2 separate regions of the Homo sapiens genome follow, and region 1 is linked to region 2. A link is an interaction called in ENCODE POLR2A ChIA-PET data of the cell type or tissue named here. Cell type or tissue: PC-9. All regions are shown on one strand. Links, peaks and the distances in the headings refer to the core of each region. The heading gives the core; the rest is flanking DNA. Region 1 overlaps LOC124903877 (a long non-coding RNA gene). Region 2 has its middle 18 kb from the start of ELOA.

Region 1 (2,911 bases), core at 209-2,708, 230 kb after region 2:
AGAGGTGGATGAGCTGAGATTGTGCCACTGCACTCCAGCCTGGGCCACAGAGTGAGACTCTGTCTCAAAATAAATAAATAAATAAATAAATAAATAAAAATTAGCAGGGTGTAATGGCAGGCGTCTGTAATCCCAGCTACTCGGGAGGCTGAGGCAGGAGAATCGCTTGAACCCAGGAGGCAGAGGTTGCAGTGAGCCGAGATTGCGCCACTGCACTCCAGCTTGGGTGACAGAACAAGACTCCATCTCAAAAAAAAAAAACAAAAAAACACAAACAAACACAAATAAAACGTAGAAAGTGATAAAGCAAGCATGTTTTACAGGAATCCAGAGAATACTGTCAACCAAACACTGTGTGGGAGCTTCAGTGGTTTCATGTCTCCTTTGATTCTCTTTAGAGCCTCCCATTATTTCTGAGCTGGGGATGGTGTGTCTCTTCCTCATGCCACAGGTGTGAATAGTTGGGGGACAGGCATTGTTATGGTCTTACATGTAAATAGATGGCTCCGATATACCATTATTTTGGGGGGAGTGAGCACGGTGTGTTCCAGATTTCCTCTTCCTATCAATGCAGGTAGCAGTCTCAGCCTGTTTCATAAATTCCTCTCAAGATCGCTGCCCATCTCTCCGTTCAGCCATTGGAGAGATCGCTGCCCGTCTCTCCGTTCAGCTTTGGCCTGGGGACTGAGGCCAAAACTCTGGAATGGGCCAAGAATTAGACGGCTGGGATCAACAAACTAGCAAGGAACCCCATGGCCGAGCTTGGGAGTCCACCTGTGTGAAAATCACTTTTAAAAGCTAATCTAAACAACTCTGGGTGTTCCGGAGCTAGTTTCTGACTTGTTGGGGTTATTTGGTGTTATCACCAACTTTGAGAATTACATAGGACAAAGGGGGTCTCCTTCATAAACATGCCTCCACACCAGGGGATTGCCCTTAGCAAAACTGAAAGCAGTGATTCTCAACTGGAGTGAGACATTGGAATCAACTGGATTGGAATAGCCGCAGCCCCGTGCTCAAAGATTCTGATTCTGGGATGGGGTCTGGGCATCAGAATCCTTTAAGGGTCTTGAAGGTTGGACCCCTGGATCAGCGTCGACAGGAGGCGTGGGAGTTCATCATTGACTTCCTGTGCCCCGTTTAGTAATTAGACCAAAATGGCTGCAATGGTTAAGAACAGATTTGACACTTCTCAGGAATGTCTGAGCAAGCAGGGAGGCAGCAGATGCTTCCCCAGGAAATGAATTCATGGTGTGGGGAGGGGTGTGTGTTTTGCAATCAGTTTGGCAACAAGATCAGAGCTCTGAGGCACATCGAAACAGTGGGCAGGTGTTCCATTTCACTCTTCTGGCAGGTTCTAAGAATTTGCTTGCTTCTTCAAACTGAATTAAGCCCTGAGCGGACAGACCTGCAAAAACATTCAAAGTTGACCATCTGATTTCATATATGAGCTTAAAGAAGAAAAAGAACCAAACCAGCTTTTGTTTTGAAATGGACTCGCTAGGGCGGGGGTGGAGTTGGGGGATAATATTAAAGTACCTAACGTTTTTAGCATGTTCTGTTTATTTTTGAGACAGGGTCTTGCTCTGTTGCCCAGGCTGGAGTATAGTGGTGTGATCATGGCTCACTGCAGTCTCGACATCCTGGGCTCAAGGAATTCTCCCACTTCCGCCTCTCAAGTAGCTGGGACCACAGGGGCACACCACCTCCCACTCCCAGCTAATTTCTGTAATTTTTGTAGAGATGGGGTTTCACCATGTTGCCCAGGCTGGTCCTGAACTCCTGGGCTCAAGTGATCCTCCCGCCTCTGCCTCCCAAAGTGTTGGAATTACAGGTGTATTCTAAATCTACATCATAAAAGTGCTTTTACATTTATTATTTCATTGGCTCCTACCATGAGCTCTACAAGACAGGGAGGATTGCCATTCTACAGATGAAGAAACTGAGACTCAGCCTGAAGGCCAGTCGATTCTACTATATACTTATTCCAAAGCCATGGCAAACCTGGGTGATTTCTCCAACTACCCCGGCACTGGTGCAGTTGTATGCCTCAGCCTACAACCTGTCTCTCCCCCAAAGCTGGGCTTTCAGAAACACTTTCTTTTTTTTTTTTTTGAGACAGAGTTCTGCTGTTGTTGCCCAAACTGGAGTGCAATGGCGCGATCTCGGCTCACTGCAACCTCTGCCTCCCGGGGTCAAGCGATTCTCCTGCCTCAGCCTCCCAAGTAGCTGGGATTACAGGCATGCGCCACACGTCCAGCTAATTTTTTGTATTTTTAGTAGAAACAGTGTTTCACCAAGTTAGCCAGGCTGGTCTCGAACTCCTGACCTCACGTGATCTGCCCACCTCGGCCTCCCAAAGTGTTGGGACTACAGGCGTGAGCCACTGTGCCCGGCCCAGAAACACTTGCTTTTTGCTCCACCTCTACTTACAGATTAGGTAGATAATGTTTTCCTAATGATTTCATTGATTTTGGTTGCCACTGATACATAGCTCAAAACAGATCCTCCAGTGAAAAAATTTCAGCAAGTTGTGAGAGTCCCCCTCCTTTTCTACTTTATTTGCAGGGTCCAGTAACAATGTTTGTTACCTGCACCTCCTGAGTGAGGTTAGCAGGCTGATTTTGGCCTTGCCTGTCCTTGACTCTCAGGGGAAGAAGGGAGGGAATAAATCTTCCCAGACACTAGTTTCCCTCTCTGGTAAATTGTAAAGGAAACAGCTTTTGGGTTCCTTTAGGGCCAGGATGGAGCCTCCTTCACTGCTGTATCCCCAGAGCGTGGCATAGTGCCTGGCACAAAGTAGGCACCAGATAAATCTTTGCTAAATATTTTGTATTAAACATCCATGTATTTATTATGCATTTGGCTTCCAGTTTAGGTGAGCTGTATCCTGAGAGCTGTTTGTCGGCAT
Region 2 (2,911 bases), core at 115-2,614:
ACGGGGTTTCACCATGCTAGTCAGGCTGGGCTCTAACTCCTGACCTCATGATCCGCCCCACCTCGGCCTCCCAAAGTGCTGGGATTACAGGCATGAGCCACTGCACCCAGCCCCTTTTCGGGCTTCTTACTCTTTTTCACCTTGCCTCAGGCCCTGAGTAGTTCCAGCTACTTTCACTTCTTCTTTACCACCTTCCCTATTCAGTCCATCCACTTGTGAGAGTTGTGGAGGGCAGCAGGGGAAGCATCAGTTGTCCTACAAAACCTGACTGCACTACAGGGCAACAGTCTCTTTAGCCACTCTCCTCCATGTTGCCCTGAAGATTAACACTCTGGGCATTTTTCTTCTTTTAAATAAAAAATAAAGGGATGGGTGGGGGAAAAGGGAGAAAATTTCTGCAATACTCACTTAAGAGCATTTAGAAAATACTGAAAAAAAAAATCACTTATAGGCCGGGCTCGGTGGCCCACGCCTGTAATCCCAGCACTTTGGGAGGCCGAGGCAGGCGGATCACCTGAGGTCAGGGGTTCGAGATCAGCCTGACCAACATGGAGAAACCCCCGTCTCTACTAAAAATACCCAATTAGCTGGGCATGGTGGCGCATGCCTGTAATCCCAGCTACTCGGGAGGCTGAGACAGGAGAATTGCTTGAACCTGGGAGGCGGAGGTTGCAGTGAGCCAAGATTGCATCATTGCACTCCAGCCTGGGCAACAGGAGCGAAACTCCATCTCAAAAAAAAAAAAAAATCACTTATGTCATGCCCACATAAATCCAATCACTGCCATCATTTTGGTGTGTTTCCTAGACGTAGATTATTTTGTTTTGTTCCTTTTATAGTTGTAATCATGCTGGTGAAACTGAACAAATTATAAAAACAAGAAGGCAGCTTAAGGGAGGCAGTTTATGTGTGGTACAGAAAAAGCAACAGGAAAATGTACCCATCGTAGGCAAGGGCATGGAAAACAGGCACTTCTTACAGTGTTGGTGGAAATGTACATTGGCAGAGCCTTTCTGGAGGAGAATTTTACAGTATCTATCAAAATCTTATAGATGCATGACTTTGACTCCAGAATTCTACTTAGAATTATCCTACAGTGTCCAACCGCACAAATTTAGGTGAATGCATCAGTTGTTTTTTAAAGAAGGAAAAACTAGGCCGGGCGCAGTGGCTCACGCCTGTAATCCCAGCACTTTGGGAGTCTGAGGCGGGCAGACTCACTTGAGGTCAGGAGTTCGACACCAGCCTGGCCAACATGGTGAAACCCTGTCTCTACTAAAAATATAAAAATTAGCCAGGCATGGTGGTGGGCGCCTGTAATCCCAGCTACTTGGGAGGCTGAGGCAGGAGACTGGCGTGAATCTGGGAGGCGGAGCTTGCAGTGAGCCGAGATGGCGCCACCGCACTCCAGCCTGGGCGACAGAGCGAGACTCTGTCTCAAAAAAAAAAAGGCCGGGCGCGGTGGCTCATGCCTGTAATCCCAGCACTTTGGGAGGCCAATGCAGGCGGATCACAAGGTCAGAAGATCGAGACCATCCTGGCTAACATGGTGAAACCCCGTCTCTACTAAAAATACAAAAAAAAAAAAAAAAAAAAATTATCCAGGTGTGGTGGCAGGTGCCTGTAGTCCCAGCTACTCAGGAGGCTGAAGCAGGAAAATGGCGTGAACCCGGGAGGCAGAGCTTGCAGTGAGCCGAGACCACGCCACTGCACTACAGCCTGGGTGACAGAGCGAGACTCCATCTCAAAAAAAAGAAAAAGAAAAAAACAGAGGACAACATAAATAAATATTTATTTATTTATTTATTTTGAGACGGAGTCTCGCTCTGTCGCCCAGGCTGGAGTGCAGTGGCATGATCTCAGCTCACTGCAGCCTCTGCCTCCTGAGTTCAAGTGATTCTCCTGCCTTAGCCTCCCGAGTAGTTGGGACTACAGGCACGTGCCACCACACCTGGCTAATTTTTATATTTTTAGTACAGACAGGGTTTCACCATGTTGGCTAGGCTGGTCTCCATCTCCTGACCTCATGATCTACCCGCCTCAGCCTCCCAAAGTGCTGGGATTACAGGTGTGAGCCACCACACCTGCCTTATTTATTTATTTATTTATTTACTTATTTATTTTGAGATGGAATCTTGCTCTGTCGCCTAGGCTGGAATGGCACGATCTCGGCTCACTGCAGCCTCCATCTCCCAGGTTCAAGCAATTCTCCCGCCTCAGCCTCCCAAGTAGCTGGGATTACAGGCACCTGCCATCACGCCTGGCTAATTTTTGTATTTTTAGTAGAGATGGGGTTTCCCCATGTTGGCCTGGCTGGTCTTGAACTCCTGATCTCAGGTGATCCGCCTGCCTTCACCTCCCAAAGTGCTGGGATTAGAGGCGTGAGCCACCGCACCTGGCCTAAAATTTTTTTTTTTGTAGAGACTGGGTCTCGCTCGCTTTGTTACCTGGGTTGGTCTTAAATTCCTGGGCTCAAGTGCTCCTCCCGTCTTGGCCTCCCAAAGTGTTGGGATAATAGGAATGATCCACCTTACCCTGCCTTAAATATTTATAAGTTAAATAAATTACAGTAAGTCTACAAAATGGAATAGCATGCTGATATGGAAGGTGCTCCACAGTGTATTATTAAGAGAAGGATAAGCGGGCCGGGCGCGCTGGCTCACACCTGTAATCCCAGCACTTTGGGAGGCCGAGGTGGGTGGATCACCTGAGGTCGGGAGTTCAAGACCAGCCTGACCAATATGGAGAAACCCCGTCTCTACTAAAAATAAAAAAATTAGCTGGGCGTGGTGGCGCATGCCTGTAATCCCAGCTACTCGGGATGCTGAAGCAGGAGAATTGCTTGAACCCAGGAGGCAGAGGTTGCGGTGATCGGAGATTGCACCGTTGCACTCCAGCCTGGGCAACAAGA

What was found. ChIA-PET counts read pairs that join two places held together with the same protein. Peaks named below come from ENCODE experiments on the same cell type or tissue, not always from the same donor. Only the 100,000 strongest peaks of a DNase experiment are listed, where the experiment ranks them.
Region 1: POLR2A ChIA-PET joins it to region 2 with 10 read pairs; 5 of 35 experiments call an interaction of 5 or more read pairs at or near these places.

The regions. Positions count from the first base shown.
Region 1 is chr1:23,954,109-23,957,019 of GRCh38, forward strand. It overlaps LOC124903877 (a long non-coding RNA gene), which reads right to left. Exons shown (of 4, transcript XR_007065541.1): 2 at 2,408-2,410. Among named protein-coding and RNA genes, the nearest start is that of PNRC2, 4.3 kb to the right of the region's middle. In PC-9, for the core only: no CTCF peak of the experiment used is centred there; a DNase peak (open chromatin) is centred at 1,253.
Region 2 is chr1:23,723,720-23,726,630 of GRCh38, forward strand. No RefSeq gene overlaps it. Among named protein-coding and RNA genes, the nearest start is that of ELOA, 18 kb to the right of the region's middle. RefSeq lists an enhancer at 276-335. In PC-9, for the core only: no CTCF peak of the experiment used is centred there; no DNase peak of the experiment used is centred there.